Linked DNA regions of Mus musculus: regions 1 and 2 are each linked to region 3. Evidence: chromatin loops called from intact Hi-C (ENCODE). Cell type or tissue: left cerebral cortex. All regions are shown on one strand. Links, peaks and the distances in the headings refer to the core of each region. The heading gives the core; the rest is flanking DNA. Region 1 overlaps Ccng2 (cyclin G2). Region 2 overlaps Shroom3 (shroom family member 3). Region 3 holds the start of Ccdc158 (coiled-coil domain containing 158).

Evidence for each region. A loop is a pair of places that touch in the nucleus more often than their neighbours do. Peaks named below come from ENCODE experiments on the same cell type or tissue, not always from the same donor. Only the 100,000 strongest peaks of a DNase experiment are listed, where the experiment ranks them.
Region 1: it touches region 3 in a loop (2.3-fold over the local background); 3 of 42 quality-filtered maps call a loop at or near these places.
Region 2: a loop joins it to region 3, with 2.3 times the contacts of the local background. A loop is called at or near these places in 2 of 42 quality-filtered maps.

The regions. Positions count from the first base shown.
Region 1 is chr5:93,274,486-93,285,495 of GRCm38, forward strand. It overlaps Ccng2 (cyclin G2), which reads left to right. Exons shown (of 8, transcript NM_007635.4): 8 at 389-1,746. The coding sequence ends at 512. Among named protein-coding and RNA genes, the nearest start is that of Ccng2, 12 kb to the left of the region's middle. In left cerebral cortex, for the core only: no CTCF peak of the experiment used is centred there; a DNase peak (open chromatin) is centred at 4,943.
Region 2 is chr5:92,879,703-92,890,712 of GRCm38, forward strand. All of the region lies in intron 2 of Shroom3 (shroom family member 3), which reads left to right. Among named protein-coding and RNA genes, the nearest start is that of Mir1961, 97 kb to the left of the region's middle. In left cerebral cortex, for the core only: no CTCF peak of the experiment used is centred there; a DNase peak (open chromatin) is centred at 6,709.
Region 3 is chr5:92,673,860-92,684,869 of GRCm38, forward strand. Ccdc158 (coiled-coil domain containing 158) reads right to left here and starts at 1,268. Exons shown (of 25, transcript NM_001360018.1): 1 at 1,199-1,268. Shroom3 (shroom family member 3) reads left to right here and starts at 9,576. Exons shown (of 11, transcript NM_015756.2): 1 at 9,576-9,972. The coding sequence starts at 9,808. In left cerebral cortex, for the core only: a CTCF peak has its summit at 5,773 (motif pointing right); a DNase peak (open chromatin) is centred at 5,780.

The DNA.
Region 1 (11,010 bases), core at 2,694-7,693, 600 kb after region 3:
AGGCAGAAGAGATGGCACTTTTGTGCAGCTCTCTTAAGAAAACTATTGTTAGCCGGACATGGCAGTACATGCCATTAATCCCAGCACTTGGGAGGCAGAAGCAAGCAGATTTCTGTCAGTTCAAGGCCAGCCTGATCTACATAGTGAGTTCCAGGACAGCCAGGGCTACATAGAGAAACCCTGTCAGTGAATGAATGAACGAACATTATTGTTAAGGAAAGAACATCTTATAACTAGAATAGACTTGACGTGAAACTCAGTTCAACTGTGTACATGATGATTAGCTTTTGAATATAATATCTGTGTAAACTGCAGCAGTCAGAGTTGTAATTTGCTGATAGTCATGTGTGTTTTCAGCAGTGACACCCTCCTGTCTTTTTCCTTTCAGTGAGGACTCTGGTGAAGACATGAGTTGTGGAGAGGAGAGTCTCAGCAGCTCCCCACCCAGCGATCAGGAGTGCACCTTCTTCTTTGACTTCCAAGTGGCTCAGACACTGTGCTTTCCACCATAGAGGTCACATGTCTGTGTCAGGGTTTAAAGTGTGTGTACCTATTTCAAAGCAATACTTGGGGGTGTGGGTAGTTTTCTAGTCCAGCCCCCGTCTAGACAGGAATTTCACAGACTGGAATACCTACCTTCTATTTATTATTCAGATCAGATCTGGCCTATTTTCATATTTAATCCTAAGCCATCAAATGGGTTAGTGCCTCTTAACAGTACTTAAAACGTTGGCACTTTATTTTTTGTTGACATTTATCTTGGGGAGGAGGGAAGGTGCTGATTCCTTCATTCCTTTCAGGCCTTTGAAAGATGAACAGTGTAGCCTGTCTGAAACTGTAGAGCCTTCAGGTGTCTTTATTTAATAGGTTGGGAGTGTGCAAGGGCTTCCTTAGCAGGGACAGAAGGCAATCCTTTCATGGTTTATCTTGGATTTCCTTCTCCCTTGTTCTCAGAACAGAGACTGCAGTACTCTTGAGTGTCAAACACCAATTCTGTTTTTCTAATGGTGGTGTATTGTCCGATACAGATCCTACATGTTAAGAATTGACATGTCTGTGAATTTTAGTTCATAAATGTCTTGAGCTTTCTGCTGAAGCAGAAGTTGCCATCAAGCTAGGACTGTTAGTTGCATTCTTAATACCTAAGTATTGTCAGACTGTAGTATTATTTTAGTGTTACCTAAAAAAGTTCATAATCTGCTAGCTTTGCATGCACCTGTGTGAAAGCAGAACAGGGAATGGAGTTGATAAGTGCTGATTTAGCTCATCTCACTTTCTTGTATTAAAATATCTGCATGATTACTTTCTAATTGTTTTATAATTCACATTTCATAATGTATTGTATATGGGTGCCAAGATGTGAATATGAAGTGAAAGACCTCCAGTGTTTGTAGTGTTAGTTTAAAGCAATTCTGTGTGGTGATGGAGCCATAAGGATGAAGATGTGTACACTCTGTACACTGAAGCTTTTGTACAGAGAATTTTTAACTTTATAAACCTATGTGAAAATGTAAATCTTTAAAAATGTACATAAAATACTGTATTTTTTTACCTTTGTGTGTGATAATTGGTCAGTGCATGTAAATATAATTTATTGTGTGTTCTATATTATACTCAGACATTGATGACTTACTTTTTATTAGTAAGTCAACACCCAGTGAGGTGTTTTCCAAAGTAGATTTTTTTTGAATTCCGAATAGGTCATAATTCAAAAATAAAAATATTAATGAATTCTCCTTACATGTATTCCTATTTCAGTTTTTAATTGATTTTTGGTAAAAGTACTTGGTGCATTTTAATGTGAAGACTTGAAGTGAGGCTGAAGGGTCCAACATAGCTTTCTAACTGCTGACGAGCCCCCTGGATTGGAGTTTGTCATCAGTTTGTCCCTTAGTTTTAGAAATACCACAAAGCACTCTGGCACTTGAGAATTGACCTGTCTCCAGGTGGATTCATATTAAGCTTTCAGGAATGGCACATTAATCCAAATGCCTGCTTCTTCACAGTGAAAGCCAATGACACAATACCAAGTAGGCCGGTCTGTGATCTCTGGAGCGCTGCTGGGTGAATAAGCAAGCCATGCTTGGTAATGGAGGCCCACTAGTTCCTAGCACCTTGCTTTTGGTAACTTGAGGTTTTTAGGTTTACTTTTTGGTTTTGGTTTTGGGTTTTTTTGTTTGTTTGGTTTTTGTTTTTACATAAGGTCTCTATATAATCTTGGCTGTCCTGGAGCTCACTGTGTAGATCAGGCTGGCCTTGAACTCACAGAGATCTGCCTGCCTCTACCTCCCCAGTGCTGGAATGAAAGGTGTGTACCACTACACTTGACCTCTCTTTCAAATTAAAAAATAATGCATAGGTTCCCCCTTCTTTTGGATTTTGTAAACTTGTAGCAAATCAAGCACACTGAGTATGATGTGTTTGCTATTTTTGCCCTGGAGATACAGGCATGACCTGTGTATTAGTGTTCTATGACTACAGCAACTCTTACAAAGGACAACATTTAACTGGGGGTGGCTTGTTTCAGAGGTTTAGGCCTTTATTGTCATGGTGGGAAGCATGGCAGCACACAAGCACACATGCTGATGGCGAAAGAGCTGAGGGTTCAACATCTGGATTGGCAGACAGCAGGAAGAGAGTGACACTGGGCCTGGCTTGAGCATGTGAAACCTCAAATCCTACCCCCAGTGACACACTAACCTCCAACAAGGCCACACCCCTGAATGACCACTCCCTGGTGACCAAACATTTGAGTCTATGAGCCTATAGGGACCATTCTTAAATCGCCAGAGCTTCCTACTTTCCCTGTGAGGCATCTGTTCTAGGATGACCCTTATTAAGTAGCTTGGGCAAGCTACAATATGCTCTGCTTCAGATTTTAATTTACTGTGAAGTATTTGTGGTCTCTTCAGTCCCTTGCATTGTGTTGGTTTTCTTATTAGATCTCTCTGGGTGACTCTACCCATGCCTCTTCTTCTACTCCTAGTTTTTTATGTATTTATCTTAGACCTTTCCATTGAGCTTATTAGTCACCCTAGCCATTCTACTGGGAAGTTTCTGGTTACTCCTAAACCTGTTCTTACCTCTATCTCACCAAGTTAGAATTCTACCTGTTCAAGGGAAAAACCTGGCTAGTATTTTCACCTCCTGCTTGTTTACTGGAGAATAACTACCCTCATTTGGAGGATGTCACTTATACTGTTTAATCTCCTTACTGATTCTCCTTTTCTACCTCTTGTTTGGTTTACACATAAGTGTGCATGCATGTGCACACACACACACTGACCCTCCTATAATAGTGTTTACTATGCTATTCTTGATATCTTTTATTCCAGGTTTACTTAGAGCTGGTCCCTACTTGCTGCCCATTTAACCCTTTTAAGTATGCCAGTAAGAATGTCCTGAAAATTTGTTCAAAAGGATCCACTCAGTAAGAGAAACCAAGTCTACTCTGAACCTATTGCCGGGCTATTGTTGGCTTGTTTTCCCTTGCCATTTCCTGAGGCTAAAAAATGTTAAGGAAGCTGGCAAGCTGGCTGCTATGTGGAGGAAGATGGGCTGGAGTGTGTGAGTGTGCATGTGTGTATGCGTGTATGCACTTATGTGTGTGCTCGAGAGTGAGTGAGCATATGTATGAGCGTACATGTGTGTGCCCGTTTGTGTGTATGTGCATGTGTGTGTGAGTGTGAGTAGGCATACCTGTGAGCATGTGTGTGTGCATGCATGCATGTGTGTTATTACAAAGGGACTCACAAGCTTGCTATTATTTAATAATGCACCTTTCTCAAGGAATTGAGTCAGATTGAGACCCAGGCATCTGCACACATGACCACAGTGTGAGGAGAGGCTTCCATTTGACCTCGTTCTTGATCCACCCCTTTGAGTTGACAAAAAATTTGGCTCTTTTGGTTTGGATGTTGTGGTTTACAGTGGAAGCTGGATGTGTTTTGCTATTGTGCTGGTGTCCTGTTGGGTCCTGGGTCTCCACCCATGTGACCCTACTTCCACCTCTTGCCCTAGGATTGAGATTATGTAAGTATTGTGTTTTAATAAACCCCTTTGGACTTTAAATAAGAGTTTACATTGAAGTTAATTATACAGATGTTGGCTGCAGAAGTCTCATGGCAACTTAAACCATTTTCTTGGTCTAGGATTTTGTTTTTTTCTTCAACTCCTGTCATTTAAACACTAGATTGTAGCATGATGTGTCCCCTACATCCTATCTCCTACCACATAGGCAAGTTCTGATACAGACACACCACTTCATTTATATAAAGGGAGATTAAGACACTCATTTTGTCCCTCCTTTTTTTTTTTTTTTTTGTGAAATGGTGGGGTTGAATCCAAGATGTTGAACATGCTAGGCGTGCCCTTTATCCTGGAGACTCTGTTCCAAAACTCTTTGGAGTACAATTTTCCTGTAAACACCACAAATATCCAACAACTGTCTGTGCTAGTCACACAGAGAGTAGATATCAGACTGGTAGATAGTCTCCCAAAGTGGCAGTCAGGCACTCTAACCCCCACCATCACCCGCAGCATTGTGATTTTCTTTCAGTCAATGAATGAACCCTCTTTCCCTTTTATTTTGGCTGCTCTTGTGTTGACTTGTCTGCCTACTTTAAAGTGCAACAGGAGAAGGTGTGTGTGTGTGTGTGTGTGTGTGTGTAAGTCTAGGCTTTAACAAACAGGTAGCTACTCTTTTTGCCTTCTTGGCCCTCTGTTTTATCACAAAGGAGTTTGCACTAGACCTGAAAGATGTGAGACCACGTGGAAGGGGTGTTAAGAATGAAAATCCTCTTGATGTTCTGGGTTTTCAGCTAAACACCCTGGATCCTCACCTGCAAACCCAACCCCTACAATTGGTCCTGATCCACCACAGACCCATAAGAAAGAAGTCTCTTGAAGCCTCTAGGCTTTGGGATGGTGCGCTACAGAGAAATAAATAGCTGAAACAAAATATTCATGGCCAGAGGGTGATTATATGAATGTAATGTTTTTATTCCTGAAATGGATTTATGTCGTTGGCGTTTTACATAATACGGAGTGAAGTGTGAACACACACCGATTATCTCCTTCCTTTGATGAAACCCTTAACAGATCTTGGTTCCTTAGCATCCAGTTCAAGCTTCCTTACCATGACTCACTGGATGGCTGTCTGAACATCCCCTGTGTGCCCAAACCAAACTAAGTGCTTGCTATGTGACACCAAACGCATCCCCATCCTTAGGGAATTTAAGGGTGAAATATAACAAATCCTGTCATTTGAAAAGCCCGTGATAATGCTTCCTTTCAAGAAGTTCTCCCACAGCATCCTTGTCAGTGCCATGTGTTGTTTTTATAACTTAAATTTGCCTTCTCCCAACAGTTTTCTGTTGCCTTCGCCTGCTCTCTTCACCTGTCTTTCCCCTGGAGGGAGAGGCTGTTGGTGGAGAGGCTCTTGGTGTCTCTTTTCTTTGCGGAATGCCCAACACTAGGTATATCATCTCCATTTTCTCCAGCTGCTGCGTGGTTTTATTATAGGTAACAGGCAACTTTACTGACTCTACACCATGCCAAATGCCTGACATGGATTATTTACGCCTTGTTCCAAAGCTATCCGATCAGTCCTGGTACAGTGCTAGGCGTGTTAGAGAACTTAGGTTCATTGATATTTCTCTGGTAGGCAGGACTGTGACCCAAACCCATCTGCCTGCCAGACACTGAGCTCTTCATTTCAGCGCTCAACTGCCCCGAAGCTGATACCATTCAACCTGAATCGGCGGCAGAATTCATATGAAGAACAGTATTGAGAATACCAGGGAAATCAAAATTACACTCTTCCTGCTCTGTCTTTAAGGGCTTATGCCCATAGAAAGGAAAAACAGTTAGGATTCAGAGCTAAGGCATCTTTACTTACTCTGGAACCGGATTAGACCAGAAATGGAATGGTCGGGGCAGTCTAGTACCAAAGCAGTTAGGACTTAAAGCAGGGATTTCTGTGTTGGTGCTGGGATTGAGTCCAGGGCCAAGCCCGTGGCGTATTCACTGCATACTCACGCCATTACTGAGCTCAACCCTAGCCCTAGAGCAAGGGATTTTAATTTGACCCCAGACCTGTGGCGCTTAGGCTTAAGAACCTTTCCAAACACATACCCATTCAGTTCTTACACTGATTTTATAGTTGATGCTTCATTATTATATTCTGGGACCAAGACTTAGAGCAGTTCATGCTTAACTAGAGTGGAACTCTGTAAGAACTGTCTTGTTAAAGGCTTGCTTACTTTTTCCCCATATTCTTATTACCCAACATAGCAATTACCTCTGGAGTACTTCCAGTAATTATTCCACAGGGCTGGAATATTCTTTTCCCTTAATTGGGAACTTTTTATGAGAAGAGATGATATATTCTGTGTCCTTTTTCTCCTTCAACCTGCCTAACATAATACTGGGTACAAACATATTCCCGTGTTGAGAATTATGCCTGGTCATGCCTTTGACATTCTTGGTTACAGCTATCCATAATTTGCAGAGGTAGACTTTTATGCAAGTAAGGACAAATTCAGCTTCTCTAAAGCCAGGGTTTCAACAGAGCACACGGGAGGTCCCAGCCCATCGCTCTAGATACTGCCCTGCACTGTATCAAAGGTGAGGTGTAGAGACAAAGACCAACTGGCATTAGGTTCCAGCAGCTAGAGCGTCAGGCACTGTGGAAGTGTTGGTGTCTCAGTTTCTTCTATGTATAACAAAGCTACAGTAATAGTGGCCACTGTCAAGGAGAGCAGGGAGAAAGGCCCAGCCAGCAACATCTGAGGAGTTCCCCTAACCTGTTAGGGACTTTGCCTCAAGCCAAACAGATTTGTGGCACAGGCGCCGAAAGTTTCACAAGTTGGCAGTATGAAGTTGAAGTTTAATGAAGATACTTGAATATAGACTTTAGCGTGAGGTTAAGAAAAGGAGCGGTGCTCAGAACAAAAATCAGATATACCCGAGGGCATGGTGAGGGCTTCTCAGAGAAGAGCTTGCAGTGTGGTGAACGACATTTTAAACATAAATATTAAGCATGGATGTTGGGAGTGGGCAGGTGCTGTTAAGAACAAGAGATGGGACTCGAGAGACAGCTTAGTGGTTAAGAACACTTGTTGCTCTTGCAGAGGACCTAGGCTCAGTTCTCAGCATCCACGCAGTGGTTCACAGTCATCCATAACTCTAGTTCCGGGGACCCAATGCTTTCTTCTGACTACTGTGGGCCTTGCACACGTGTAGTATACATACCTGTAGGCAAATACACACACACACACACACACACACACACACACACACACACACACACACACACTAAGTCTTAGGAAGCACATGGGAGAAAAAAGAACAAGATGCTAGAGAAAGTGTAAGACACCCATTGGTGGCAGGTTTCCCGAGAGGAAGTTGCTGTTTGCTTTCTTTACAATAGTCATATGTAGGATTCGGGGGGCTTCTGAAGCTATTGTCTTTCATCTTGGAGAACCTTCAAGAGATGAGATGGAAGCAGGAGGCATCTTACAGTGCTTACCATGGATAGGATCACAGGCATGTAGGATGATGTCTTTAAACAAAGCTAGTAGTCCTGGATTTTGAATTTCCCAGAAAAGGTAAGGGGTAGTATGTGTGTGTGCTGGGGGGGGGGGGGGAGAATTTGACCCTACCTAATATCATACATAGTTCTGACACTGTGGTGGCGCACACCTTTAATTCCAGCACTCGGGAGGCAGAGGCAGGTGGATTTCTGAGTTCAAGGCCAGCCTGGTCTACAAAGTGAGTTCCAGGATAGCCAAGGCTATACAGAGAAACCCTGTCTCAAAAAACAACAACAACAAAAAAGTATACTTTTTTTGGCCGGCTCTCCAGGAAACAATACTGTTCTGCGTCCCTATTGATAGCTAAAGTCAGTGAGTTTCCTCACGTTCATGCCAGAGATTTTCGACAGGGATGGGGAGGAGGACTGGAGGACTCAGCGAAGCAAATGAGCTCATTAGTTTCCTAAAGGGCCTGGAGGAAGATGTCACTGAAAGGGATGGAAGAAAAGAAATACAGGTCCCCAGAGGCTAGGCTCAAAACGCAATCTGAGCATGGCTGCTTTCCATTGAGTCCCACGTTCCAGCTCGCCCGTGTTGTGCAACACCCATCATACACCATCAGAACACCCAGAGTCCTTTGTGGGTTGTAGCAGGCAAGCAGCTGGAACCAGCTGCTGCCCTTGGGCCTGGGCAGGCCAAAGTCTCTCAGTTCAGCCTTGGAGAAAGGTTTGCCTGCAGCGATGCCTGTCCAGCCTGAGCACTTGTCCTGTCTTGTACATCAGAGGAGCGCTGCAGACTGGAGACTGCAGGCTGGAGATCAAAGGCTAGCCAAGCTGCCAGCTCTCAGAAGCGGTGCTGTGCCTGAACTTGGGACCTGGCTCCAGCAGCAGATATGCATCTTGGTTGCTCGAGGGAGACAGTCCGTGGCATTTAGGGGTGGGGCATCAACGAAAGAGAAGAGAGTGACAAAGCGTTCTATATGCCCTTTTATATTCGTAGTATACCAAGTGCTACAGTTCTTCCCGTTCTCTTTTTATGTTTTTACTTTTTATTTTTTAAGTTGGAAAGGTTTGAGTGTAGAATGTTGATAGGGAAGATTCTTAAAATACGGTCCTAAATATTACCCAGCATGCATCTATTTGGATGCACAAATGTCTTCATGGTACCTGCCAGCTGTCTTCTCCAGGGATTGGGCTTTCCACAGGGATTCAGGGGGCTTCTTTCTTTCCTGGAGAGCTTACACAGCACACTGGTGCAGCTGTTTACCAGCTGTTGTCTGGATTTAGGGCAGAATCCCTGTTTGGGCGTCAGTGACTTGGCGACTTCACGTTGTTTCCAGCACTTTTGTGTCTTAGAGACAAACAAGGCTACAGGACAGACAAGAGCAGCAGAGAGAAGTGGGCGTTTGCCCCACCCACGGCTAACTTGCCACTGGCTTGTCTTGATGCTCTTAGAACATTCGAGAAGTAAGGGAAGGTCAACCTAAGGGAAGGTCATTCATTTCCTCTGTTCTAATACACAAGACTCCGGGTTTGCTGAAACCAACGAATCAGACTGTACTTCAAGAGCAGATAGCCTGTTGCTTCCAAAGTGTGTGTGCCCAACAGGCTCTTGCTATTTTATCAGCTCAAAGACACTCAAGAAGGCCCTGAAACTTTAGATGTTTTCTTCAAGTCCCGAGGGCCTCTATGTAATCATTCCCAGACCTATTTTGCTTTAATACTCATTCTGGGGAACTCAGTGGTCCTGTCTTCTGTTTTCCAGCGGCACTTCTGCACATCAGAAGGTTTGAAACCCAAAACATGCGACAGTCTAAAAACTTGAAGTGCCAGCATGAACAGAAGAGCAGAACACTTCATACTATGAATATTTGTTTTATATATAAAATGATTAGCAGTATCGTATAAAGTCACCGTCAGGCTATGTATATACGGTGTATGTATATGATGTATATGTGTATGTATATATGTATATATCTATCTCTGTTGTAGTTGATTATGTATTGGCTAATATTAAAATGTCCCTCCTCACCCAAAACAAAACAAACCCTAAAACAACTCAAGGCCAAAACACTTGTGATTCCCCAGCATTCTGGATAATGACTCCTTCTATGGTATATTTATAGGATTGAGATTTTAAAGATCTCATTTTTTTCAAAAGTACTGAGTACAGACAACCAAAGACACAAATATCAGTTTTCCTCTTTTGCTAATTGAAAATTACAAAAAACTAGGCTGGGAAGTGGTGGCGCATGCCTTTAATCAATCCCAGCACTCGGGAGGCAGAGGCAAGTAGATCTCTGTGAGTTTGAGGCCAACCTAGTCTACAGAGTGAGTTCCAGGATAGCCAGGGCTACACAGAGAAACCCTGTCTTGAAAAAGAAAAAAAAAAAGAAAGAAAGAAAAAACAAAATAAAAGAACTTATATAAACAGAGAGACAATATGGACTGACAAGAATATATATAAAAAAATCTCTGGGGGAGGAGAGGGGGGGGAAGGAAGCTGCATGTGATGACACGGAATGAAAGCTAAGGACTTGATGCCAATTAGAACATGGAAGGGCAGAATTGGCTCTGCAAGCCAGTAAGAGCAGGCAGGATCCAGGGAGGAGCCGAGGTTGGAACCAGCCCTGGAAGGGTACAGGAGGAGTCTTGCCTGTAGTTCCAGGTCTGTCCGACCTAAAAAAGTGACCTCACTATTCTCGAATTAATTTTATTCTTTATAAAATAAAGGCTTGGGATAGCGACTGTCTGAGGTGCATTATGGCTTAGCCATTCCCATTCTAAATCTTAGGCAATGAAACCTTCTACAGCACCTAGGACGTCTCTGGGAAAGGGCTTCTTAAATGCCAGGCTAGAAGACTGTCATTATTTCCAGTTATAATCTGTTTAAAGATTATATCCACTCTGTGATGTAGTTAAGTCTGTTTGGAGCTTTGCTAATTTTTACTTTCGAAGAGGAGGGCAGATAAGTGATTCATTACTATGGTGAGAAAATGGACTGGCAGGAACACATTCAGCGCAAATACATTCAGAAACCAACACAAAGACAGCAAAGACTTAACATTGTCATGAGTATGCCCCAAGTGTGTCTGGTGCACATAACCGCTCTTTGGGCAGCTCCACGGTTTTCAGGCTCTGGTTAGAGTCACCATCTCAGGAGGCAGCTATCAGTAGAGGGTGGCACACCACACTGTGACAAACAGTACAAATTAGCAGACAGTAGTCATGCTCATATTTAGTATCTAGTGCATGTAAGAATGGCTGTTCTGGTCTGAAAGTCTCTGACTGTGTTTCAGTGTAGCATCTATAGGCTGCAGAAGAGTCTGATGAAATGAACCTCTTTAGCTTAAAACTTGGTGCTTCTGACTTCTCTTTTTGTTTCACATGAAACAGTATCTGTGAATGTCATTTTCATTGTGCGATGCCCGATCTACACGTACTAGCCTACCAATCACAGAGGGAATGGTAGAAAA
Region 2 (11,010 bases), core at 4,118-9,117, 210 kb after region 3:
GTGAGGAGGCTAACAGGGCTTTCAAAGATAGTGGTGTCTGTGCTAAATGATGAACGATAATGGTGATGCCTGGAATCTGTCCATCCCTAGGAACTATAATTCAGTTGATTTGGAACCAGAGTAATCTATGTTTTTGCTTTTGTTTGTGGTTTTTAAAAAATACATGAACAAATACACATAGCATTAGTTACTAATCCGACCCAACTTTAGGCGGACAATTGCAAGTGTTTTTGTAGGATTGAGAATGTAGCTCAGGGATAGAACATTTACCTAGTATGTGCAAGACCTTGGGTTCAAAACAAAGTATATTCATATTGTTGTGCATTATGGATGGGTCACCAATGTCTTACCTTACAAAAGTTCATGTGTACTGAAAAACCAACTTTAGCTCTCTATATATTACAATACAGGCTCTCCACTTCCCTAGTCCTTGGGTCCTGACTGAGTCATGGGTTAAAAGCCACTTGCTAGGCAATTCAAATGAGCCCAAACTAAGACCCTTGACCAGTGTCCCCACCCCAAACACATTCTAGGCCTTTATGGTTGTTATTTGATTACTATAGTGGCCAATGCCATTCAAAATTAAGGCGGGATAAACTTACTGCCCACATAACAACACAGGACTGGGCTGTATGTGTTCTTCAGCAGTAACTTTCTCCTGCCCTGGGCCTCAAATGAAGGAATCACTTCAACTTGACCACAGTTCTGCTGGAGAGGTACTTATTCAGCCAGTATGACCAGGCAGGCATCCAGGGAGGTTCGGTTGGATTTCCTATCTCCCTACCTTTGATAGCGTGTGTTTAATTTCTTGACCCACCTTCCATACCAGTTACAGGTGTGGCATCTGGGCAGGTATACCAGGAAGCTGTGGCATTCCTGGAGCACCCTGGACCTATGTATGGTCTTGTCAAGAGAACCAGCCACTTGGAGAAGGTGCTGGAAGGTGCAAATGTACCTTGTTATCCCAGGAGCAGTGAGCCTCTCAGCCTAGCCTGGGCTGTTCTGTGGACTTCCTGCTTTGTTCAACAGTTCAACTGTGTTTACTGATGTTTATGGTTATTGAAGCTTGCTGAGTTTATTATCTTAACTTCTGCTGTGTGTTATCAGTCTCCCTGAGTCTGATAGAATGGATCCATTGCCCTGCTGGTATTTTTCCAAGATCTGTCTGCTTTGTCCATCTGTGAAAAAGAACAGGTTTTTGTTGCGATATTTGGACACTACTTACATCCTTCACAAAATTCACAACATCTTCCTGTTCCTTGCTGGTGTAGTCTTTCTCTTTGCCATCCCGTGTGACAGCCTGACCCCATGTCATCCCTTCTTTCTTTGATAAATGCTGTCCTGAAACTCCACGGTATCAGCTCTGACCTGCCTGACCCTTCCTATTACAGAAAACTTGAAATGCATGATGAAGTTCCAGCCAGACATTTTTATCACAAAGCCAAACAGAGCCAGGTCACGGCATGACCTTATGGATTATAGGGAAAGAAGAGACTTTTCTGAGGAAATGTTTAGGCTGAAGCAGTGATTTAAAGGGATACTTCCAAAGGCCTTCAAAGATGCACAGTTTTTTATATTGTAAGTGTAGCATTCAAGAGTCCTGTGGTGCCTAGTATTTTTTTAAAGCTGGAGAAAGTTCTTGGACTCACTTCGTGCAGCTGTAGATTTATGTGACTGCCTATTAGAAAGACAGATCATGTACGTCACCTTCCAGAGCTGAAGAAAGATCTGCCAACTCTTCATTTTATAATTTGTATTGACATTGTGATGGGTTTCATAAAGTATTCTAGCTATATTTACCCCATTAATTCTTTGATTTGACTCTATTTATGTGCACATGTGCAAACGTGCACACACACACACGTCAGTCAATTAAAGTCTTTCCACCAAAGGAATCCCAGGTATTGAACTCAGGTTGTCAGCCAACAGCATGACTAAAAACGACTTTGGGGAGGAAAAGGTTTATTTCATCTTTGAACTCCCAGGTCACAGTCCTGAAGGATGTCAGGGCAGGAAGTGAAGCAGAGGCTATGGAGGAGTCCTGCTTACTGGGTTACTCCTCATGGCTTGCTCATGGCTGGCTCTGTCTGCTTTCTTATACACCCCAGGACTACTTGCCTCGGGAGTCGACTGGGATGGGACAGCCCACAGTATCCTGGTCCCTCTCACAACAGCCATTAAGAAAATGCCCTACAGATCTGCCTGCAGGCCAATCTGTTAGAGGCAGATTCTCAGCTGAGGTTTCCTCTTCCCAAATGACCCTAGCTTGTGTCAAGTTGGAAACAAAATGAAACAGTAACTTTCACAGCCATCTTGCTAGACCCCATCAACTTAACAAAGTGGGTGCAATGGCCTATTAGTCAACCCTGAAAAAGAAGGAAGTCATCTTGCAGGCTACCTGTGAATGAGAAGGAACTTTGAAGATACTGTGGTAAATTAAACACACCAATTGTAATAAGACAAATACCGTATGATCCCAGTTATACAGGGTACTTTCGTTCAGAGGGAGAGAAAATAGAACCATACTTGGTGGGGGCAGGGCGAGGAAGGATTTAAGGATTGCTTAATGGCCAGAGAGTTGCAATATAAAAAGAGTTATGTGTCAGGACATTTTGTGACAGAGGGACAGCCCTGTGAATAGACTTTATGTCACTGAACTTGGTCAAAGCACACTTTGTTATTTATACTTACCACGATTTATGAAACAGAGATTCTGTGTACGTGGCAGTTGTCAGGCAAACCCAAATGAGCATTTAATGGGAAATTATATGAATTTCTTCTGTGGTTGGGTTCATAGAGGAGCCTGCTTGTGCTACAGGGGGATTGCTGTAACTAGGCCCAGGGAGGGAATGATAGCGTGGAACTGGACACTCTAAAATAATGGTCTGAGTGTGTCAGGTGTTTTGAGGAAGCTAACAGAGGGTTCCAGGGCCATGCTAGCACCTGTGCCCACCCACACATGTCACAGGTGATTTGTGTCAAACAACGTTATCCTCCCTGCCACCGCTGTTCTTCTCCTGTAGCACCTATCTCTGGTGAACTTGGTATCGTCACATTTCCTGTGGTTAAAGCCATCCATCTGGCCATCTTCCTTGACTCTTTCTACTGATCTCAGTCAAATTTCGCAGGCTCTCTCTGCCTGGTCAGTCACAGACAATGACATAAACGTAAAAGGCAGCACGTTACTCACAGCAGACAAAAGATGGGGACAGTCAGGCCATATGTCACTTGGTAAGTAAATAAATCCAACGTTGTACATCCATACAATGGGGCACCAGTCAACGACAAAAAGGAACAATGGCGGACATTTGCTACAACCCTGATGAATCTCAAAGGCATACTTACTGAGAGCCAGCCACTTAAAGTCTATATTGTACGGCTGTGTTTACTCAAAATGCCTAGAAAAGACAAATCCACAGGGCTGAAAGGAGGCTCCTGGATAGCCTGGGCTGGAGGTGGAGCAGGAACAGGGACAAGGGAACCTTTGGGCGATGAAAATATCCTAAAACTGGAATATGGTGATGGTGGCTTCAAAAGGCTATAAAGAAGAAAAAAAAATGCTGTAAGAAAAGAGAGAGGGAGAAAGAAGAGAAAAAAATTGATCCATGTACTTTAAGAAGAGAATTTTATCTAGAAAAGATTTTTGCTGCTTCACATTGAAATCATACAGACACCTTAAGACAAGAATGGGGCATGGCTGTTTAAATTGATCCAGAAAATATAAAGGAAGTTTCTGCAGATGGGCAGGCCCTATCCTTTAACCCTATCTACCTTTCCTCCACCCCTCCAGCAATCTTTTCATCTCCTGGCCTCAGCTGAGCTCAGCCATTTGACTCTTCTTGTTTGTTCAGCAATTTTTAAACAAAGATTTATTTATTATTATATGTAAGTACACTGTAGCTGTCTTTAGACACACCAGAAGAAGGTGCCAGATCACATTGCAGATGGTTGTAAGCCACCAGGTGGTTGCTGGGATTTGAACTCAGGACCTTCAGAAGAGCCATCAGTGCTCTTAGCCACTAAGCCATCTCTCCAGCCCCAGCAAATATTTTTTGAGAGGTGCCTGTGTGCCAGGTACCTCTTGCTGGAGGCCTAGTCATACGTCAAGTGTGGAAGCCATACAAAAGTCTACAGACAGCAGGTTGTCTTGGCCTGATGGCACTTACATTCCAAGCCCAAGGCCACGTTCATTCCAGGCTGCACTCTGGAGACAATCCCAGTTGACCCAACTCACCACTGGCCTTTACAGAGACATCCTCTGCTTGAAGATTTTCAATGGCTTCCAGTTGTCTTTAGGATAAACTTCTAAGTCCCAACTAGAACCTGGTAGGACCTTCCCACTCAGGGCCTGCCAGGCCTTTGTGCTCAGACTCCGTCTGTACCCTTAGCCACCAGCTCCTTCCCATCCTCCTTCATTCACGGCATCTTCTCTTCTGTGGATCACTTAGCTGCCTTCTCTCAATCTCCTATTGAGTCTCTAATATCAGCATAAAGGCTTTGAATATCATTCAGGTCCTGAATGCCTGGGAGATAAACAGATATCCAAAGAGACATAGCCAGAGCCAGGCAGGTTTGACCACTATTTAAAATTAAATTAAAAATTGCATACCTGTGGCTGGATGTGATGGCGCATGCCTTTGGTCCCTACATTTGGGAGGCAAGGGCAGATGGATCTCTGAGTTCGATGCCAGCCTGGTCTACAAAGCAAGTTCTAAGACATTCAGAGCTACACAGAGAAATCAAAACAACAACAGCAATAATAATAAATCAAAATTGCGTACCTGTGAATCTAGCACTTGGGAGGTTACAACAGGGGGATTATGAGTTTGAGGCTACCTTAGGTTATACAGAGAGACACTGACTCAGAATATCAACAGACCAAAATAAAGGCAGGACCTAAGGTAATACATTAAAAAAATATATTTATCCTTATTGTTGTTATGGGAGACTGTGTGTTTTTAAGATTTATTTTGATTTGTTTTAAATGTGTATTTTGTGTGTGTGTGTGTGGGGGGTGCAGGAGCCCCTAGAGGTCAGAAGAGGGCGTCAGTTCTCTCTGGAGAGGGAGTTACAGGTTTGTAAGCTGACCAACATGGGTGCTGTTCCTCCCAGTGTGGGGTGGGATGCACGTGGAGCGAAGGCTCAGGGATACGTGGAACTGGAGGCTTTAGCTCCACTATTGCTCACTGGGATGTCTGTCCTCCTGGATCACTAGCAGACTTTTAAGTTGCAGTCACACAGTAGGGACTTAATATAGACTAGAATCTCCATTTCAGAAACTCGGTCCTCTATCCTCCGCTCTGCATGGCTAATGTTGGGAATACCCTGTTGGCCAGTGGTAGAGTGTCAGGACTCCCGACATGATGACCCTCAGGCCCCTTCCGCTTCTGTAAACTTTCAATTTCCCCAGCTTTGTCCACTGAAAGAGAAGGATATTTAAGTGTAACCACTCAGCTCCAGGCTAGAAGGCTGGCGGGTGAGTGGGAAGTATGGTGGGTTATAACAGCCTAGGAGCGGGTCCTCATGAAGGAATCGGCCATTTTCTTTTTCTTTATCTGTTGCTCTTTGCTTTTTAAGATGAAAGTAAATTTAAAGCATAGGACATACAACTTGCCACCGTACAGTTCAGTAGTGTTAGAGCACACATGTGTAAAACAGACCAGGGTTCTCTATTGACTATAACTCCAGTCACCTTGACTTATTGTTATAAAGTTACTTTAAAGGACAGACTTTTAAAATCCGATTAGTGTCTTCAAGTTCTTATATAAGTCAGGAAGCAAAGGTTTTTAGGGGTGGTGTGTGTGTGTGTGTGTATGTGTGTGTGGTGGATGGGTAAGTGTGTGTACGTGTGTGTGTATGGGTAGGTGAGTGGGGGTTAAGTGTATTATATGTGGGTGTGGGGTGGGTGAGTGTGTATATGTTGAGGGGGATGGGCAAGTGTATGTGTGTGTGTGTGGGGGTAGTTGAGTGGGGGTGAGTGTGTATGTGTGTGTGTGGGTGATGGGTGAGTGTGTATGTGTGTATGTGGGGGATGGGTGAGTGTGCATGTGTATGGGGGGATGGGTGAGTGTGCATGTGTGGGGGGGATGGGTGAGTGTGCATGTGTATGGGGGGGATGGGTGAGTGTGCATGTGTATGGGGGGATGGGTGAGTGTGCATGTGTGTGGGGGCAATGGGTGAGTGTACATGTGTGTGTGGGCGATAGATGAGTGTGCATGTATAGGAAGAGATGCCTGCTTCCAGTAACATTGATTACTTACTATATTTCTCTATCTTAACTTTTTTTTTTTTTTTTGGCCTCCTACGTATTTTCAAATATTGAGGGAGAGAGGATGAGGGTTTCAGCAGCCTCTTAGTCTCTCTTCACCACAGCACTGTATGGAAGTGTCTGCTAACTGGGTGGAAGCAGAGCCACCCTGTTTACCTAGAGTTCCTCTGAGGATTCCAGAACACATTTCCTTCCAGACCCACCCCCAACCTACCCCAAGCCTCCCCAGGCCCTTGCTTTCAGCAACTGTTCCACACTGGTCTCTGGGCCATGGCTCATGCCAGCTGCCAAGGGCCCCATTTGGGTTGGCTCCAGTTTCCTGAAGTCTGGCAGTCAGTTAATAAGGAAACCAGGGACGTAAATCACCAGCGCACAGAGTTCCTTCTGGGAAGCTTCAAGGCCTGTCATGTTCTCTCATTCCTACACTTGGGAAAGAGACCAGCACTCCTTCAGACATAAGCACGACTATCGACCAAAGCAGAGTCCTCAGACACAAGTATGAATCTAGACCAGAGATAAACATGGTGGGTGTGGGCTGGGAGTGGGAGGGAAGCACTAGGCAGGCTTAGCAAAGACATGTCCTGTTTAGAAAGAATGGGAATTTTTAATTTTTAAATTTTTTTAGTATAGAATAGAGTTTATTCAGGGCATGGGGAGTTAAGAGGGTAGTAGAGGCAGAGAAAGGCAGAGGGAGGGAGGGAGGGAGGGAGAGAAGAAGAAGAAGAAGAAGAAGAAGAAGAAGAAGAAGAAGAAGAAGAAGAAGAAGAGGAGGAAGAGGAGGAGGAGGAGGAGGAGGAAGAGGAGGAGGAGGAGGAGGAGAGGAGAGAAAGAGAGAGAGAGAAAGAGAAAGAAAGAGAAAGAGAAAGAGAAAGAGAAAGAGAGGTAGGCCATGAGCATGTGGAGGGCGAGGGGGAAGGGAATAGGAAGAGGAGAGCAAGAGCAAGAAAGAAGCAAGAGAGCAAGAGTGAGAATCTTATGTTGGCTTAAAAAAATTCATAAGCTGGTAGTTGCTATCTGGATAGAAGGTTCTCAACCAACAATTAGTGATATGGGATTTTTATTATAAATAGATTTTAAAGTATTGTTTTTATGACAAAGTTGGTAGTTTTAACACCCCAGTGAAGCACTTGTTGGGGCTCTATTCTAGAGCAGTTAGCACATGTGATTCTTTCCCTGAAGGATCTCCCTGTGCAGGCATCAAGACCATGAGCGTGTACTTCAGTAGAGCAGGCAGACGGGTACAGGCTGAGAACAAAGTTAGAGGACCCTGAAGTTCTCTAGTGTCAAGAGGGGCTGTGCCCAGCAACATGGCTCATCGTAGAAACATATTAAGAGCCTGATCTAAATTTCCAGGTCCCACGTGGTAGAAAGAGAACCAAGTCCCTCACATTTCCTCTGACCTCCACACGCATGTGGTAGTGACCTCTTCCCCCAGAAATGTTGGGGGTGGGGGATGTTGAACATAAAAGGTAACAAGCATTCAGAGACCCTGCTCAAAACATGAGTCTTTCTTAGTAGTGTAAGCACCTTTCAGGCAGACAGAATTCTTGGGTTGGTCAGATTGGGAATACAGGCTGTTGCTCAGCTCTTTCTGGGCAGATCTCTCTTATTGTCCTAATTTCTCCCATGAGGCAATGCCAATCAAGAGCTAGTTCTGTCTGCTCAAGCTGCCTGTGACCTTCTTGACTTTCGCCAACATAAGCACCCTTTGGATGCCTCCCAAATGTGCTGGCTACAAAACTCTCCCATTTTATCTACTGGTTCCTAGGCAAGAGCACTAAGGTATGTGGAATAACACTGACATCCGGCTTGGAAAGAGAACAGTTTCCTGGACACCTACAAGGAGAGAGTCTTGCTTAAAAACAAATACAAGTAGAAAATAAAGACAGACTTTCCTTGAGCTGGAATCTGTACGTGAAAGTATAAAATAAAACCCTGCGATGTGAGGCAGACGGACTGAAGGGGGCCCAGGACGATGACTCCTGGGAAGTTAGGCCCAGCTAGATTCACTTTTAGAGGCTCATTGTCTGCAGGTGTTGAAAGAAAAGTGCCTTGGCTCCTTAAGGTCAGGCAAGAAAATGGAGACTGTGAAACCGCAGCCACATTCAATTCTTCTGTTTTGCTTTTGAAAGCCCTTCAAGCTCAAAGCAGCTGCCAGCTTGCTGGTGGAAATTTTTTATTTTCAAGCATAAATATTAGAGTTTGCAAAGGAAGGGAGGTGGTTTTTTAAAAAAAAAAAATCAATGTCACTCCTTTTAAAACCAAGTCCACATTCCGCTCCATACCTCAGTTGTGGTCAGTCTTCAAAGTCACTTGCATCTCTAAAGCCCCCAATTCCTTTACCCACCAGAAACAATCTCTCTCTTGAAGTTACTTCTCTTCACTCTGGGGGTATCTTTAATGCACTGATCTTGAACAGCAACACTGGTGGCCTTTAAGCTTAAAGTATTTCGAGGTAGCCAAGACTTCTTACACAGGAATAAGGAAGAAAGCATATGAGGATCAGTGTCTTGATGCTATGAAAAGTAACGACAGACATCCCCTACACCCCCACCATCCCACACACCCCACCACCCTACCCTGCAAAAAAAAAAGGGGGGGGGGCTTCCAGGGTCCTGACAGGATTGAAGGATACAAAAACGCCAAATCTCTGATGGAGTTTCTTTTAAAAAGTAACTGGTTTGCTGTTGTTATTTTGTATAGTTCTGAGGTAATTGTTGGTGTCTTTGATGAGTCAGGGAAGCACTGAGTCACAGGTCTGCAAGCAGTGGGGGAACGTGAGACTTTTAGTCATTAGCACAGTTATCTCCAGGTCATTTTGTTATCTATCACTCCAGCTTACCGGAGAGTCACCTGCCTCCACTCCCTTCTTATCTATGAAATGAGATTAGATTCAGACACTTCAGCCTGGCTTTAAACCTTGCCCCTACTGCCTGCAAGGTGAGCTGGTGGCTTCTGATGCAGGTGGCCCCCGGGGGCCCAGGGCTCATCTCTTGCACTGTCTCCCCACCGAGTTATCAGGCAGCTGCTCACAAGAGGACACAGAACAGCAGGGCTCCAAATTAGCCAACTGGAGTCAAGCCCGTGATGTCGCAACTGTACCCAGCACTCACTCTCTTTCTCCTCATTCCACAGGTGGCACAGGATTAGGTGTTAATTATGAGGAATCCAGAGCTAAGTCTGTCTAAAAGAAGGTGCGTGGAGGTGACGTGCAAAGGACAATGCCTTTTACATAAAGGCTTCAATAGCCACAGATAGCTTCAGACTGTCAGAGGGACAGGAGGCAGGAGATGCCTGTCCTCAGAGATACCAAGTGACAACCACGCCCATTAAAAGAAAGAAGAAAAACCAAAGACAGTAGTCACCATTACCTACCTCTAAATCAGTATATTGCCGGTCCTTTCCAAATCTTTCTGGCTCATTATCTATGCCTTAAGAAACTTAAATAATTTTCGGGGGAGGGGCGGAAATAAGATATTCACAGTCCCCACCAGAACATTTGGTTATATTCCAGAAAATTTTTCTTCGAATCTTCTAGGCATCATCTTCACTGGCAGAGAGAGACGGTTTGGGTTCTGAACACTATCCATCCAACTCGGTCCAGCCCTTACACACTCTGCCTCCCGCTCCCCTGCCCCCCACCCCCCAGCCCCGGAAACACCCCTTAGCGACAAGGATATATCAGGGTTTGAACACACTCCAGTTGAACCCCATGCTGCTAAGGACATGTCTTACCTGACAAGGTCATAGGCCAGCAGCACTCCTCGTCACTTAGATCACATGCCTTTTCAAAGTCAGTATCCTTCACATACCTTGGACACTTCACTTCCTCCTGAAGGCTGCCACCTCTCCTGGGAGGTGGCAACTGTGAGTGGTTCTCAGAGCTTCAAGGTTGAAGAGGAAAACCCCTTTCTCCAGCATAAACCGGCAGAATCCGAGATTTGGTTATGTGAATTGCACTTAGATGTCTATCTCTGGCTAGAGACATCACAAGGTGGGTTTTCTCTCTTGAAGTTTTACGTGAAGATGGAAGTTTATAAGAATACTGCGAGTTGAATATAATAATTCTTCAACAAAGTCGCCATTTTCTCCCCCATAAAAACTCAACAATTTTAAGCGCCAAGATAGGAACTAAGATTGTACATGTTTTGTTTTGTTTTGTTTTAATACCAATTACTGTTGTAACTGCCGTCCCATGAAGCACTGGATCTGAGACCCCAGCAGCTGTATGATTCAGATTCAGGGTTGGGTTGCGCTCCTTCTCAAACTCCGAGAAGAGCTGCTTCCTGGAGGGAACTGACAACCCTAAGGTCACATAGAAAGGGCTGCATCCAGGGCTCGAATTGTCTGTGCCGTTCCTGGAGTCTACACTCTGAGCCGGCTCTGCTGGAACGTGATTGTCCCTTGGTGGCTAAGGCCTAAGGCCAAAGTCAGTGAGCCCAGCACATCCTGTTTAGCCTGTCCCCCAAATGCAGCAGCGGGACTTCTACAACTGGCACGCCATGACTCTGGGACAAAGGTTTTAGTGATTTCCCCTAGCCTACGACAGACCATCTAAATCCCGCTGATGCCTGTAAGGCCATCACTGTCCACCAGCTGCCTCTCTGAATCCATTAGCTGCATCTTGCCCTTTCCCTAGTTACTTACACCACCCCATTGGCCCAAGCTGTGTGATGCTCTGGCCCTTCAGACTTGTCTCTGAAACCCTGCTTCCCTCCTCTTGCTCATCCCTTAGGTCCTCG
Region 3 (11,010 bases), core at 3,149-8,148:
ATGGAGACCTCACAGAGATCTGCCTGCCTCTGCCTCCTGAGTGCTAGAATTCAAGGTGTGCACCACCACACCAGCTTTAGATTCTAGAGTTTTAAAGTGGATCACTCTAATACAGAAGAACAGAGTCACCCCCGAAACTAAAACAGCAAGCAAAGGCCTTGTAGATACATCAAATAAATCTTTAACAACTACATTTAGAGGGTAAACAGCCTCTAAATGTAGTTCACACTCAACTAAAATGAATAGATAACTGTATTAAAATTTAAAATATGGGACTGGAATGATGGCTAGGCCTTAGAGCACTTGCTGCCAGTGTCCAGGTCCCAGCACCTGCATGGCTGCTCAAAACCTTCTGTAAGTCCAGTTCCAGGGAATCCCACAACCCCTTCTAGCCACCACAGGCATCAGGCACCCACATGGTGCCCTTACACACAGGCAGGCAAAATACTAAATTAACATAAAATAAAAATACATCTTTAAAAAAATGAAAAACGTGGCACAGAGGTTGGCATTTCAGATCTCTGCCTCAACTTTCCCACTCCCATAGACCATAGGTATACACACATTAGCAGCCCTGTCTAACTCACCCTCTGGGAAGATTCAACACTCTGGACCTTTTTTTCTTATGTAGTTATCAGCCAAAACACACCGAGGAACAGCCCACACCACTTACTTGTTTTCTGCATTCCCGTGACCTTAAAGCCAACCTGACATTTAACAGGAGCAATGCCTAGGACCGCTCAATTGGGGACTTCTGCAAGTGTTGTGGGAAAGGAGGCTGTTGCTGAGGTGGAAAGTCTAGGACCTGAAGTGGATTATCAAGAGGCTACAGTCACACAGTCTCATGTGGGACGAAATACTGGTGACAGCCCGAGACTCCACTGTCTGTCCCCACAGTTTCCCATCTCTTCCAGAGATTCCCAGGAGCCAGGCCGGAACAAAAGTGAGCAGGGAGCAGTCCTGTTGGACTCAAAGAATTCTGCAAGTGACTCTGCAGTCACGAAGACCCAGGTTTCCCGCCACTGCCCCTGGAGAACAGGGACAGTGTACAAAGTGGAAAACAGCTGTACAAAGTGATTGGGCTGCTTCCACGTGTGACCATAAGGCCATGGAAAGTTCCAGAAGGAACAGGAGTCGATCCAGGTCCTCAAGGAGAACGACCCTTCCCTGTACCCCGAGGCGCACTCCGTCCGCATACCTGCTAACAACACCTAGCCCTAAGAGACCGGCCGCATGTCCGCGGGGGCCGCGGCCGCACCTGCGAGACCCTGTCGGCTCTCACTGCACCCGAGACCGCGACCCCGCGCAGCTACCTTACCACGGCACCCGACCGGCCACCTCGAGGCCTCGAGCTCCCTGCTTCTGCGGAGCGCAAGCCCGGTCTGACGGTTGGCGGCGAGGAACTTAGGGAGAAAGGGGGCGGGGTGTGAGGGAAGGGCGGGGCGTAAGGAGGGCGGGGCGTGAGAGAAGCCGGAAGGCTGAGGTACGAGAAAAGGCGGGGCGTGAGGAGGAGGGCTGGACCGGAGAGGGGAGAGGGGAGAGGGGAGGCTGAGGCAGAAGAAGAGGGGCGGGGCCTGAGAGAGCGCTGCCCGTGAGGGGGCGGGGCAGGCAGCCTGTAAGACCACGCCCCCGGACTGCTACGTGCTCCCCGCTCCCCTACCCCGTCGCCAAGGCAACCAGGGAGGCCCAACAAGCCACATTTCTTCGCTTACTACTGCCCTGCAACCCGGCTCCTTATCTAGCCTCACTCTCCTGTCGTCCTCACAAAGACCCCACAAAGATCCTCCCAGCTACCAAATGGCACAGATCCTCTCTGTTACCAGCGCTCAGAGAGAGGGGCAGGCTGACATCCTTATTCACATGTGCAGTCTACTCCCCCTAACCCACCCCACCCCTGCCTGTTCAAGCTAACAGAATAACTTGCATTTTGCAGCTCGCCTGTGCTTAGCCTGTGCTTTTAAGTTGCACTTCCGTCCGGACTGTTTTTTCAGGTTCAGAGTTCTTCGGATAACTGACCTTTCTGCCTTCGGAGAGCTGTTTCCTCTTCTGTGCTTCGGTTACTCTGTCGTTATAACGACTATACACTCAGACTCCAGCGTGCTGTTCAAATTAGCATCCCAAAGAAAGAGTTCCAAAGAGGCGGAAGATGAGAGATACAACCTGTAGCGTTTGTTATTGTTTTGAAGACAGAGACTCCCTACGTAGCCTAGGGTGGCCACAAACTTGGAATCCTTCTGCCTCTTAGACTATGCTCTTACAGAAGTGTATAGATCAACTTTTGCTTTGTGATGTTGGATTCTGTTAACTATCAAGGTTAAGTAGTACAACACATATACAGTGTATAAATTGACTATAAATATCAAACACTTTTATGTAATGCAGTTACAAATTGTAACCTTTTATGAAGTACCATTGAAGACTTTTGTCATACCGCTTACTGCCTTGGAAACAACTAGGACTATAGCGTCAAGTACATAAACAGGAAATTATAATCACTAAGCAGGACGATAAATGGCTAGCCTCTGTGACTAGACTGAAAACAAGTTCCAATTAGTTTCCTTTAAACCTTTTCATTTCTATCAAAACATAAGTGTGTTCTTTTGGCATAAAACATTTTAATTACCTAACACGTGACTCTTATTGCTGTCTCATTTTGTGTGTGTTTGTACCCTGAATAAAGTTTTTTCTTCTCTTGATCGGGCTATGTGACTTAGGAAGCCTCAGCCTAAATGTGGGTCCTAGCCCAGTTAGGAGGGGTGGAAGGGAAACCTTCCAAAGGTGAGTTTGTGGTTGTCCCTACCATCCTTTGTTACCATCAGAACCCAGTTTCTTTAGCCTTCCCATGTGGACTGAAGACCAGGGGCTCCCCACACCTCCTGTACCAGCCTAGGATTGCTAAGGCACCCAGCCTTATACACTAACTAGGTCCTGGGTTTTCAGCCTCTTCAGAGGGATACAGACCTTACTGTGAAAGGTGAAGTAGTAAAGCCTAAATATGCATTCACTCTGTTCCTCTAGAGAGCATTAACTATAGTAGGGGTGCAAGTGGAGCTCAGAGGTCAGTGTGGGGTATCTTCCTCGGAGAGAGCTTTCCCTCTGCCTTTTTACATAGGTTCTGGGACCAAACACAGGGAGTCAAGCTTGCTAGGTGAGTCCCTTTCCCAGCTGAGCCATACTGCGGGTTCCACCTTAGTTCCTGAGATAGGGTCTCTTACTGAGCCTGGAGCTCACAGTTGGCTAGACTGACCCACCAGCAAGACCCAGAGAGCCTCCTGTCTCTGTCTCCCCAAGCTTTTGAATATGTGGGTGCTGAGGACCCAAACTCCAGTCTTCATACTTGCAGGGCAAGAACTGTATAAAAACAACACCTCCTTGCCTTATAGAACAAAGAGCTTAAAGAGGAAGGAAGGGGTCCAGGATTCCTTAAGCAGCCATTCATTATTGCACAGACGTTGATAGGCACCAGGCTTAAGTGATGAGTGATGAATAATATATCATCTTGGTTTTTTGTTTCTTTGTTTTAAAATTTTTAAATGTGTTGTGTGTGGGTGTCATATATATATATATATAGTGTGTGTGTGTGTATGTCTTTGCACCAAGGAGGTGTTGTATTCCCTGGGACTGGAGTCACAGGCAGTTGTGATTCCAATCACATTTCATTACAAGAACAGCCAGTGCTCTTAAACCACTGAGTCATCTCTCCAGCCATGCTACTGAGCATTTTTCCCCTGTTGTTCTAGGAATCATACTCCAATCATAAATGCTATGCAAATGCTGCAAAATACACACCTACATATGGTATGTATGTGTATATATATGTATATATATGGTTGTTTTATATACATTTTAATGTAACACAGTTGCTTAGAACAGTATTTTAAATATGTATGCCACATATCCCATATATATCCCATACATATACATATATGTATATCATATATATATCACAACTCCAACAACACTATCATTTAAACGTATGTTAAAATATACATACAATGATTATTTAAACCTTTTGAAAATTACATTTATTTGTTTGTTTATTTGTGTAGAGCACATGTTGTGGTCAGAGGGCACCTTGCAGGCCTTGGCTCCTGCCTTCCACCATATGTGTCCCAGATATTAAAGCCAGTCGGTCAGATTTGGCTACAAGTACATTTACCCATTATGCTGTCTCACTGGCCCAGGGGCCCATTTTTGGCATTTTTATTATAAGTGGCATTAGCTCACACACTCTTTTGCTGGTTTTTTGTTTGTTTGTTTATTGTATTTGGTTTTTGTTTTGTTATAACCAGTCCTCTCTGAAACTTCGTTCTTCCCCAGCTGGAACTTGGTGCTTATTATATTCTAGTTTCTCCAACCCCAGCAATCATTGTTCTAGTTTCTGTGTCTATGGTCTTATCTGCTGTAGGCACTGCTCATATGTATAAGCAAATAGAGCTTTTTAAAAAAGGTTTATGTTATTTGTACGAGAGTTTTTCTTGCATGAACATATATGTACAACATTCGTGCCTGGTGCCCTTGGGGCCAGAAAATGGAGTTGTATCCCCTCAAACTAGATTACAGGTGGTTGTGAGCCACCATATAGGTGCTGGTAACTAAGCTTGGAAAGTGTGGAAAAGCAGTAAGTACTCTTACCTGGTGAGCCATCTCTCTGGCCCCCAGTGTCTGCTTGTATGTGTCCGGCTTACTTAGTATGTTTTGAAGGTTTATTTCTACAAATGTATTCCACTCCCTTTGCTTTGTTTTGTTCTGAGACACAGTCTTGTGTGGCCCAGGCTGACCTCAAACTCACTACATAGTCAAGGATGACCTTGAATCCTGATCTTCCTGCCTCCACCTTCCAAATGCTAGGGTTACATGGTGTGTACCACCATGCCCAGAGAATTTCATTCTGTTTATATATATATATATATATCACATGGTGTTATTTGCTCATGTGTTCCTGGAATTCTCGAAGTCCTTGTACAGTAAGTTTATGTTGCTAGTTTTCTTGCTTGCTTTTTGAGTCAAGGGTATCCCTACATAGCCCAGACTGGCCTGGAATGTCACATGTAGCCCAGCTGCCCTTGAATTGACAATACTCCTGTTTCTGTGGCTGAGCACTGGGGTGGCAGGTGTGCATCATGAGGCTCTGCTGACCTTTTAAGATCTAACATCATGGAGACAAAATTCCCTTTGAATAAACTGCCGCCACCTGCCTTATACCATCCATGAGTCGTGCCCGATGTACGCTGATAAAACCGCCATGGCAATTACAATCACCGTGGACCCCTTCGGAAAGATTTTGATTATCTGTGCTGTGATTATTGTGACACGGGCCTTATTGTAGCTTGAGGGGCAGGTGCTGTACATTGTCTGTTCCTTGTGTTCTCCTTGATTCTTGCTGAACCCCAGTTATGGGGAAGTATCCATCATAATGTTCTATGGTTCTGTACTTCAGGGAAAGTTCCAGCATGGAGATACTATTGGAATAAACTAACTTTCGTGCCTTCATGCTTTTCCCAAGAACCTGCTTTCGGGGGCAGTGTGTAAACCACTTCTGGCCTTTGCAGGCCAGGAGCTGCCGGCTACCTAAGGCTGTCTTAGGAAGACCCATGAAGAGGTGACTCTTTTTGTGTATAAAATATTGCCTAGAGAAATGGGCAAGCTTTAAAATAAGCTGGATTTTGTTTTAGATTGTTCAGAATCATTCTAAGACTATATAATTTATTCCAACCTGTACTTCAACATCTTGTCTGCAATGACTTGAATAAATTAGTGGCCCAGAAGGACCACTAGATGTCACCCTGGCTTCATTTTCAGAGACTTTCTTGAGCAGTTAAAAACAACCAAAATTCAATGCTTTGAAAATTAATTAGAATTCCAGCGTTTGGAAGGCAGAAGCAACTGGATTTTTGTGAGTCTGTGGCCAGCCTGGTCTACGGAGCTTTCTCCACGCCAGCTACAGCTATATAGTGAGATCTCGTCTCAACAAAACAAGCATTAATAAATATATAAAATAAAAATTGTATTAGAGATGTCAGCAAAAGTAGGAGCTGTAGCTTGAAGGCAGAGCTGTTGTCATCGAGAGCATGAAAGGCCCTTGTATCCCTGATGCATATATACCCATTGCAAAAAAAAAAAAATTAGTAAAACTAGAAAGATACTATGGCATTTGAAAGAGTTGAGTATGGGAATGCTAGATGGGGAGCAAGGTGTTGTGGCTATATTTCTCCTCTGTGGACACACGATGAGACTTGTAAGAAAGACCTTGCAGAATTTGTCAAATATATATATATACATACACACACACACACACACATACACATATATATATATATATATATATATATACACACACACAAACACACACACACACACACACACACACACACATATATATACACACACACACACACACACATACATACATACACACATACACACACACACACACTGGGCATGGTGGTACACACCTGTAACCCTAGCATTTGGAAGGTGGAGGCAGGAAGATCAGGATTCAAGGTCATCCTTGACTATGTAGTGAGTTTGAGGTCAGCCTGGGCCACACAAGACTGTGTCTCAGAACAAAACAAAGCAAAGGGAGTGGAATACATTTGTAGAAACAAACCTTCAAAACATACTAAGTAAGCCAGACACATACAAGCAGACACTGGGGGCCAGAGAGATGGCTCACCAGGTAAGAGTACTTACTGCTTTTCTAGAGGACCCAAACTCAGTTCCCAGCACCCACATGTGTAGTTGCCACCTGCTGGGGTGTGTCTATTATGAAAATGATTTATTTTTAAATTAGTAAAGTAGAGTCAAGTCTAAATATGAGGCAGAAGGATAGGGATGTAGCAGAAATCAGAAAAGAGACGGTGACACTTTTCTTCTGAGGCCTTTCTTCCAAATCAGGAAGAAGCTGGGTGGGGGGATCCTTGAAATACTCCCTCCAATTAGTTGTCTGTCCTCTGACCTCCACAGGCACACCATGGCTGCCAAGTCAAGTTACCTTCATACCAAAATGACAATGTGAAGACCCTGTGAAACCCAGAGGAAAAAGTCATACTATAGTGTGTGTGTGTGTGTGTGTGTGTGTGTGTGTGTGTGTGTGTGTTCAAACGCCTTCAGGATACTCATGTGGAGGTCAGAGGGCAACCTTAAGTGTAGCTGCTTGCCTACTACCTAGCTTGAGTTGGGGTCTCTGCTTCAATCCACTTCCTAGCTGACTTACAGCTTCCGGGTTATCCATCCCCATCTTTGGTCTGCCCGTGGGAGAACAGGGATCATGGACACAGACACCACTGTGGCTGTCTACAAGGGTTCTGGGTGTTAGAACTCACTTGCACAACAGTGCTTAACCTATTGAGCCCACCCTACTATTTTTTATTTTTTAGACATAATATTGCTGCATTACTAAGGCTGAACTTTGAGAACTCACGATTCTCCAGCTTAGGTGGGACTACAAACCCTCACCACCATGCCCAGCTTTCCTTTCAGTCTTTGTTTACAAATTAAGCTGCAAAAGGAAGTATCAATAAAAACAGCCTAAGGAAGTATCAATAAAAACATCCTAAATTACCCTTAAGGATCAACTCAGGTTTACCACTTTCACTTGGCATACCTGTTTCCATTAGATTACCATTATATAAAAATGATATTTTTTCCCTACTATTGGGCCCTTTGGGTAAAGTTATTACTGCAAACAGTAATAAAATAAAACAATACAGGCCTTGTGCTGTATATTAAATGTTAGCCTTTGGAGGAGGGAGGAGGTAGGGTCTCGGGTGTCCCGGCTGCCCTGAACTTTATGACCTTGACCTTCAGATGCTGCTGATGTGGTACTAAGCTACACTCCCCCCATGCCAGCCTAAGCATCACAGGTGTAGCTCATGTGTTTATTTATTGTGTGCATGTGTACATATGATGTGGGTGTATGCACGTGTGAGTCTGAACACACTTGTGTCATGGTGTGTAGAAGATAACTTTGGGGACTCAGTTCTAGCTGTCCACCTTCTTGACGTGGGGTCTCTTGTCTCTAGAGCTGTGCTGTGTACTCTTAGGCTATTTGAACATGAAACTTGCAGGCCATTCTCCTGCCTGTGCCTTCCATCTTAGTGTAGAGGGGTTGGGATTACAGATGGACACCCCTGCATCTGGCTTTTTATGTGGGCTCCTGGAACTGAACCTTGGTGGTTAGGCTTGTACAGTGTGTGTGTGTGTGTGCGTGTGTGCGCGCGCGCCCGCTTTACTTTCTAAGCCGTTTAGTTGGCCCATTATTACAACTGTCCCAATTTCACAGTCTTACTTGCTCCGTAGTATCTGCTCTTCGTTATAAGTAAAAACACCAAAATCAATTTTTTATTACATTTCTATCATTTTAAATCCAGTACTGAAAAATAAAACTCATCACAAATTTAAGTAGAAAAACTTTGGGTAAATATTTTTCTTGAAAAGAATTCTAATTTGTCCCAATAATCTCAGAGGACTCTGGGCAAGACCAGAGTATATGCTACCATATACTGCTCACACTCTGGAAAGTAACGTTAAATATTGTATAGCATTATTACAAAGTTACACTGATAACCTAGAGTCAGAGGCACATTGTGCCCTGAGTGCCTAGTACTTAACAGCGGGTATCAAGCAATCTTGGGGTAGACCACAGTTTAAGGAAGAAAAGGCCTTCCTCAGTTTGCACAGCAAAGCAGTTTGTCTGGAGAGGCCAATCTTATGCAGCTTGTGGTATTTTCTTCTAATGAAATCAATAAAGCCCTTGACACTTGAAAGTTCGCCCGACCTGCTTAGGAGCAGCCTCTCAGACTTGGCGGCCCAGCAGAAGTGCCTGGAGGGATTTTCAAAATTCCAACGCTTGCCCGAAGTTCTGCTTTAATTAGTAAGAGGCGGGGCTCTTCTGGTAACTATTTCTAGCCATCTGTACTGTATTTTCAGCTTCCTCGGTGTTATCGACTGTAGGCCGGCTCTGATTGCCAGGTCTTTGTGGCTGAATTCGGCCGAGCGCACTCCTCTGCCACCCGCACTCTCGCTTCAGGCGGCTGCAGAGGGACCCACCATCGCTGAAAATGCTAAAGAAAAGAAGCGCAGCGCATCGCTGAGATTTGGGGGTGACTTCCTCCAGACACTAAGGATTTCTGCCCTCCAAGCCGCCCGCGCCCCTCCGCCCCCCGTCTTTCCTCTTACAAACCTCCCCTAACCTAAGAAGCAAGCGCTGAACTTAATGCTTGACAAAAATGGGTACAAAGTTTTCGCACAGCCTTTCCGCCCCCCGGGGACAGGATCGAAAATTCCGAGGGCAACAGGAGCACCGCTAGCGCCCGCTTTCTTTAAATGCGGCTTCTGCGGAGGGCGGACGCTATTGTCATGGTAAATTTCACTCGCTCAGGAAGAAAGGGTTGGTGATCAATCAAAAAAAAAAAAAAAAAAAAAAAAAAAAGAGGTATTCCTTTGCGGCTCTGCCTCTGCCTCTTTCTTCCTAGACAGGGTGAAAGGCTTTTTACTATTCTCGGTTAAAAACCAAAAACACAGACAAGGCTTTGGCGCGTGTGGGAGCCGAAAGCAGTCTGCGGAGACCCTGGGGGACGTCAGTGTGAACGCAGTGGGTAGACCCCACTCAGGACTTCCGCTGAATTCCAGCGGGTGTAGTGGGAGAAGCATCCCCGGGGAGCCGCAGGCTTCGCTGTCCCGACTGAGTTTATCTTGGCCTGAGGGCAGCGTGCTGAGCGATCTAACCCAGCAGGGAAGCTCCTCTTGCCTCCATCTGGGTCAGGCACTTTAAACCGAAGCCGACTTGACCATGCCTCTGGCGCGATGAAGACTCCGGAGAACTTGGAGGAGCCTAGCGCCACGCCAAACCCCAGTAGGACCCCCACGGAGAGATTCGTTTATCTGGAAGCGCTCCTAGAGGGAGGGGCTCCCTGGGGCTTCACCCTGAAAGGTGGCCTGGAGCGTGGAGAACCGTTAATCATTTCCAAGGTAAGTTTCTGCTCTCAGTATTGTCTGCAACCAACTTGTGGCTTTTTGTTTGTAGCTTTTAAGGTTGTGTCAGATTTGTCAAAAAAAAAAAAAAAAAAAAAAAAAAAAAGAAAGAAAGAAAAGAAAAATCCTGTTCGTTGCCTGAACTGCACTTAACTACCCAATTTGTTGACTCATGACTTTCTGATTATCTGGAAATGTTTTTGGATAGTTTGGTGTTTGGGAGAAAAGTGTGTGTCTAGCTCATTTATTCTGTGAAATCCCCAGGAAAAATGTGCTCAATTGATGGCTAATCTTCTCTTTTCGAGTATGAAATGCAGGATCAGTTCCCACATGAGCCTTCCGTTATAAATCAGCTTAAAGATCAGCAGCCTCCTAAGGTCGTGGCATAGTACACAGTCCGGGTCAGAAAAAGCTCGCCCTTCAACCGAGAAAACCCAGCTTTAAAACTGCTTGAAATGTTCTGTTAAGTTTAGATCATTAACCCAGGTGTGGTGTGGTGGTGGTGATGGTGATGGTGCAGGTCACCAAACTCAGCAGGGGGGTGGGGACGACACGGAGGCAAGATTTTCAGCCCAGATCAAGTTAGCAAGATTCTGGCCCCAAAACCAAACCAACCAACCAACCAACCAAATAATTTTGGAGAATTGATTGCTTTATATACAGAAGGATTTAAAGTGGTTTTTAGTCTGGGCAAGACACCTCATCTGTCCCTCTGTATATTATCAAAGTCTGACTTTAAAATCAAGTGGTTATTCTCTATGACTCAATCTTCATTGATCTTTTAGAGCTTCTTAAAACTATTTATTTATTTATTTATTTATTTATTTACTATATATGAGTGTCTGTCTTCAGACACACCAGAAGAGGGAAACAAACCCCATCACAGATGGCTGTGAGCCACCATGTCGTTGCTGGGAATTGAACTCAGGCCCTCTGCAAGAGCAGCCAGTACTCTTAACTGCTGAGTCATCCCTTCAGCAGGATTTTTTTTTTTTTTTTTTTTTGGCTTTAGAATTAGTTTTCTTACTTTTCTCT